Linked DNA regions of Homo sapiens: region 1 is linked to region 2. Evidence: chromatin loops called from intact Hi-C (ENCODE). Cell type or tissue: endothelial cell of umbilical vein. All regions are shown on one strand. Each heading gives the region's core, and the rest is flanking DNA. Links, peaks and the distances in the headings are about the cores only. Region 1 overlaps SYNJ2 (synaptojanin 2). Region 2 overlaps SYNJ2 (synaptojanin 2).

Region 1 (2,907 bases), core at 262-2,761, 54 kb before region 2:
CACTCTTCTGAAACCTTTCCTCAAGGCCTCCAGGACCTTCTGGCTGCTCAGTCTTCCATCCAACAGCATCCCACAGATGAAGCATTTTCTTCGCTTGGCTTGTCTTACGCTCTGTTCTCATCATATTGCTTCCTCACTGCCTGTTTTTCTCCAGAGCCTAGAACCATGCCTGGCACACAGTGGGCATCTAGACCCTTTGCTGAGTGGTGAAATTGAAGTGTGACAGGGTGCGTGGCTTCCCTGCTCAGGCTCCCTCAGTTCCCAAAGCTGTGCTCCTTCCTGGATCTCATGTAGCACAAGGAGGCATACGTGGGTCGCACCACATGGCTTCTAGAGGAGTATGTGTGAATGTGTTCATGTTCATGTGGAAATAGGGAGGCGGCCCTGAGGTGGGAGGAGCCTTCCCAAGAGGAATCACCTGAGAGAGGAAGAAGAGCTGGGGAGGAACTGAGGAACTGGTTTGGCAGGTTCAGGAAGAAGTGAGTGAAGAAACTGGAAAAGTAGCCAGGATCAGAACCTGCAGCCGCAGGACCTAATTTGTTAGGACCTAAATTAGGGGTGATTGTGCAAGGCAGTGCAGCATGGAAGCCCCACTCCAGGACTTCCCTGGTGGCTAGGAAACATTGCTCCACCCCTCCCTCTTGTCAAAAGAGAAGGTGCACACACTTGGAGAGAAATGGGTATTTTTGTGCTTCTTTCTTGTTCCCTGTTGGGTAGGAGGGTTGGGGCTACCAGGCCCAGTGAAAACACAGCCCAGCCCTGCCTGTTCTGCCTCATCCTGAAGTGTAAGGAACTGCCCATTGTGCTGGGCCCTGTCACTGGCTCTGCCCGAGGCATATGTGGCACTGGGCCTGGCTTTTTAAGGTGCAAACTGTTTTCCTGGATTTCTTATTTTTAAGGGAAAAAACTCAACTACAAAGACTCAGTGGCCAGTCCTGTGCTCAAGCCCTCTTGTTAGGGGAGCTGGCCTCCCTCTTTGGCCACAGCTCAGTGCAGGGAGGGGTGTGGAAAGTGCTGGGAAAGGGGGAGGACCCACCCTCCCCACAGATGGGTTTCTGGCTCTGACTGCGGGAAACCAAACTTTCTTGTATTTTCTCTGGCTGGGTTGTGATGTGGGCATGGCGTTGGTGGGAGGTAGTGCATTTGCTGAGGGTGATGTGTTCTGAGTGTCCCCTCACTCCGTGGCTCTTTCATGTGGCCTGGACTTTTTGGTGAGGGAGCAGCAGTGGGAGGACAGGAGAGTCCTTTAGCGGGCTGATGTGTGTCTGCCAGTTGGCTTTGTCTTGGCTCGCAGCTTCTGTTTCAGACAGATGTTTTGATCCCCCTTTGCTTAGCAACCAGCTGCAGCCTTGCTCTGTCTTGGGAAAACCACTGTCTTTCTGAAGAGCTGCTTCAGCTCCAAAACTGATAACTCTGGAAGGAGCAGCCACCAGCCAGTCAGAACTGAGCTCCGAATTAACACATGAAGGAGACTTTGGCCTCTTGAGACCCTGAAATACAAGAAGATGGTTTCATGTCATGTCCAAGAATGTGGCCACAAATGCTACCTCAGTCTCGGGCTGTCTGCATTGTTAAATGACCTCATTATTTTTCTGACCTGTGGGCCGGGCTTCGTTGGCATTTCCTTAAGGCGTGTTATTGTGGAAAATATTATTCAAGAAAGAAGAGCATGTGGTTTGCTTGGTTACTGAGCTGGACTGGCTCTGGGTGACCAGAGCTCTCACGCAGAGCCGTGCACGGCTGCTCCCACTGAGACCAGCCTCTGCCTCGGGATGGTCTGACCCACGGAGCTCTGTTTTGGGACCCAGAATCCATGAGCCACATTTGCTGTGCTGTGGGACAAACCACAGTTTCCTTGGGAGCCTCTCAAGTGGTGGCTGTTTCTCTTCCACACCCTTGGACCACTGGAGCTGGAGACGGGGAGTTCCCCAGCCTCCTCCAAGGATAAGCCTATTCCTTAAGCCTCCACAAGCCCCATCATTATTTATTTTTATCATAAGCCATGTTGTTCGAGTAGCATAGACAACTTTCTCAGGTTACCAGGGAAACAGGACTAGAAAGTCAACCCACGATCAAATTACCTTGCCGAAAGGGAACCAGCTCAGTTAACCCTTGACCCCACACGCCATTGTCAGAGGCGTATGAACCAGAGCGACTCCATCTTGAATAGGGGCTGGGTCAAATGGATCTGAGACCTGCTGGGCTGCATTCCCAGGAGGTTAGGCATTCTTAGCCACAGGATGAGATAAGAGGTCAGCACAAGATACAGGTCATAAAGGCCTTACTGCTAAAACAGGTTGTGGTACAGAAGCCGGCCAAAACCCACCAAAACCAAGATGGCAATGAAAGTGACGTCTGGCCATACTCACTGCTCATTATATGCTAATTATAATGTATTAGCATGCTAAGAGACACTCGCACCAGCACCATGACAGTTTACAAATGCCATGGCAAAATCAGGAAGTTACCCTATATCCTCTAAAAAGGGGAAGAACCCTCAGTTCCTGGGAATTGCCTACCCCTTTCCCAGAAATGAATAATCCACCCCTTATTTAGCATATAATCCAGAAATAATCATAAAAATGGGCAACCAGCAGCTCATACTGCTGCCCTGCCTATAGAGTAGCCATTCTTTTATTCCTTTACTTTCCTAATAAACTTGCTTTCACTTCATGGACTTGCTCTGAATTCTCTCTTGCATGAGATCTAAGAACTCTCTCTCGGGGTCTGGATCGGGACCCCTTTCCAGTAACACCACGAGACTGCGTCCCTCACTGCCCCTCGTTTCGGCAGTTGCATGGTTCCTTGGTGAGTTTTCCCTCTTTCTCGCTGTCATTTCTCACTATGAGTCTGGCGCTTGTTCTTGGTGTCTTCAGTGGCCACGTCGTTGATCCTTCGGAGGACCTT
Region 2 (2,907 bases), core at 160-2,659:
TAGTTGAAGCACATTTGCATAGACTGCAGATTTTTCAGAATCCTGGTAATGCATGGTGTGTGAGATGCACGTACCACAGAGAATGAGACCTCTCTCTCCTCACAAGCACCCCAGAGGCTGCCTTGCCCCTTGGAAAGCATTCCTAAATCTAGGGGTACACTTAGATCTCTTCTGCAAATCACAGGACAAGCTGCTGAAAGGGTGAGTCTTTCTACAGGCAGCTACTGTGTCCAGGAAGTCTCTTCTGTAATGCTTCTTACCCACGACACTGGGCTGGAGGCAGGAGCCCTCCCGTTCCCTTGCAGGTGCTGCTGCTCTCATGTTCATTGCTGACTATGTTCCCCTCATTCGAGATAACGTTTGGAAATAAGGTGACATGTCTGCCTAGTGGCCGCAGTGGGGCACCATGAGGGTCCCCCTGAAAGCAGGCTGCCCAGGTCCTCGATGGTGTCCCTGGACTGGCATGTGCATTGTCCTGGGTGCTTCCCAATTCTCTTCTCTGGGACATCACTGCGCTCTCAAGAGTCGTGCGGTTCTCTGATGGATTTGGTTGAGAGTAAATCCTTTCTTTCCCCCGCAAAACCTTCACACAGATAGTTTTTCTTCCCAGAGGATGCTTGTTTTCCTTTGCCTGAGCTGCATGGGTGCCCCTGTTAGCCGAGGCGGTCTCTTGTCACTTTGCTGTATGTGCTCCATATCTGAGGAGGGCTGTTTGCAGCAGGACTTTGGCTGCAGCTGCTTGAGTGGGGTCTTGTCATCTCTGTGTGGTGATGAGTCTCGGTGGAAGGGCTAACCTTTCACAGGGCGGTGCCTCAGTCTCTCCTCACAGGACAGTGAACCCCTTCTCCTTCCCCGCCCCGCTCTGCGGGCGGCTGCTGTGCACATCAGGGTGTGCTGAACTCTTGGTCCCTCCCTGAAGATGAGAAGGATGCTTCCAAATAGAAATCTGATTCCTCAGTATCCCGAAAAACTCCTGTTTTCCAAGTAGCTTCCTATGACAGTAACCCGTAGGCAGGGGAAGTGAAAAAAAGGCCTCAATGCTCAGGGTGACCCAGGAAGAAGCCCGTATGATGCCGACCTTGCTGCTGGTGCCAGCGTCCCCTTACACCCTGGGTGCCAGCGCTCCCTTACGCCCTGGGTGCCAGCGTCCCCTTACCTGGGTCGGCAGGGCCTCTCAGCTCACCAATAACGAGCATTTTACAATAAAGGGAAAGAAAGAGGAACCACGTCCCACACACCAAGCACTGTCCTTGTCACTTTCACTCGTCTTTTTAGTCCTCCTCGCCATTCTCCGCAGGAGGGGAAGTAGCCCTGCTTTATAGATGAAGGAGCCAGCTCAGAAGGGATGAATCATTTGATCAGGGGAGTTTGGGGTTGGGACAGCATAGAGTAATGATGAGGAATAGTGAGTAATAATGAGTAATAACAGTTTCCTTCTGGCCCTGGGCTTTGGAACCAGTTGAGAAGAAGGGGCAGGAATGAGACAGGAAGAGATCAGAAATGGGCCTTGTTTCCGATGAGCCACATTGTGGGATGTGGCTTGGATGTGTGGCCACGGTGGGCTCCCTCACCAGGGGCAGAGCCTGCACGTGTCAGAGCCAGGCCTGGGATGCACCTTCTCTGGGCAGACCGACCCAAAAGAAAGCCCACAAGGGCTGAAGCCACACACAGCCCGCCCCAGGGCTGCCTGGAGCTGCACGTGGAGACGGGAGCCCGGGAGGGTGCTCACCCTTAACTTAGGCCAGGGAGTCAGCAGGCAAGCCTAACTTCAAACTACCCACTTCAAAATCCATAGTCTTTCTACTACTGTCCCTTAAAGTTAGTAAGAGAATGTTTTCTCTTACTGCATAAGAAAAAAAATGATTTTTTTCATGATCATTATTAGCTCTTTAAAAAATTCCGCTCATAAACGTGTCATTACAGAAATTTGGAAAAGAGAAAGATGTTTAAAGAAGAAAAGAACTTGAATCATATAAAATTCTACCACTTTTGACATCATGTGTTTTTTTCCAGTGTTTTTTCTATATTTAGGCATAAAGATTGCACCATTAAACGATAATTTGACATCTGCTTTTTGCATTGTATCATTTCCCTATGTTTTGTTTAAGGCACTACATTTCAACATGTTTAAATTTGAAATGTAAGGTTACTTTTAAAAAGCTGGTGATCAAGAATAAATATTGGAATCTCTCCCTAATATTTCAACATACATATTTAGAAAGTAGCTTCCAATACAAGGAATGTTTTCCAAAGCCTGCAAGTTTTGTTGTATCTCCTTGTTGTGGTTTAGCATAATGCAATATAGCACTTAGATTGAAAACAGGATGCTGAGTTGAGAGCTCTCCTGCCAGTTGTTCTAGTTTTGAGAAGGGTGGGTACCAAGCAAAATAAGAGATTCATTTCACACATGTGCACATTGCATGTGTAAGACTCTAGCCCAGGCACGGTGGCTTATGCCTGTAATCCCAACACTTTGGGACGCTGAGGTGGGAAGATTGCTTGAAGCCAGGAGTTCGAGACCAGCCTGGACAACATAGCAAGACCCTGTCTCTATGAAAAATAAATAAGTAAAAATTAGCCAGATGTGGTGGCATGTACCTGTAGTCCCTATTACTTGAGAGGCTGAGTTGGGAGGATTGCTTGAGCCCAGGAGTTTGAGGCAGCAGTGAGCTATGATCGTGCCACTGCACTCTAGCCTGGACAACAGACTGAGATCCTGTCTCAAAAACAAAATTCTCTTGATGAAAGTTCAGGTTAGGTGTTCTAGATATAATGGGAGGTGCTTTATAGAAAGTGCAGCATATCCTTTGTCTGATTCCAAACAAATGTAGAAGTCTACGCTAGCTAGTAGTAATGGCAGCTGGGAGGTGCAGGTTCTCTCCACCCAGGCTCATTTTCCACGATTTG

Evidence for each region. A loop is a pair of places that touch in the nucleus more often than their neighbours do. Peaks named below come from ENCODE experiments on the same cell type or tissue, not always from the same donor. Only the 100,000 strongest peaks of a DNase experiment are listed, where the experiment ranks them.
Region 1: it touches region 2 in a loop (5-fold over the local background); 16 of 110 quality-filtered maps call a loop at or near these places.

What each region holds. Positions count from the first base shown.
Region 1 is chr6:158,002,020-158,004,926 of GRCh38, forward strand. All of the region lies in intron 1 of SYNJ2 (synaptojanin 2), which reads left to right. It overlaps SYNJ2-IT1 (SYNJ2 intronic transcript 1), which reads left to right. Exons shown (of 3, transcript NR_046796.1): 3 at 155-364. Among named protein-coding and RNA genes, the nearest start is that of SYNJ2-IT1, 2.4 kb to the left of the region's middle. In endothelial cell of umbilical vein, for the core only: no CTCF peak of the experiment used is centred there; a DNase peak (open chromatin) is centred at 1,612; H3K27ac peaks cover 2,471 bases.
Region 2 is chr6:158,056,210-158,059,116 of GRCh38, forward strand. The region is part of intron 6 of SYNJ2 (synaptojanin 2); the gene reads left to right. Among named protein-coding and RNA genes, the nearest start is that of SYNJ2-IT1, 57 kb to the left of the region's middle. In endothelial cell of umbilical vein, for the core only: no CTCF peak of the experiment used is centred there; a DNase peak (open chromatin) is centred at 1,442; H3K27ac peaks cover 2,349 bases.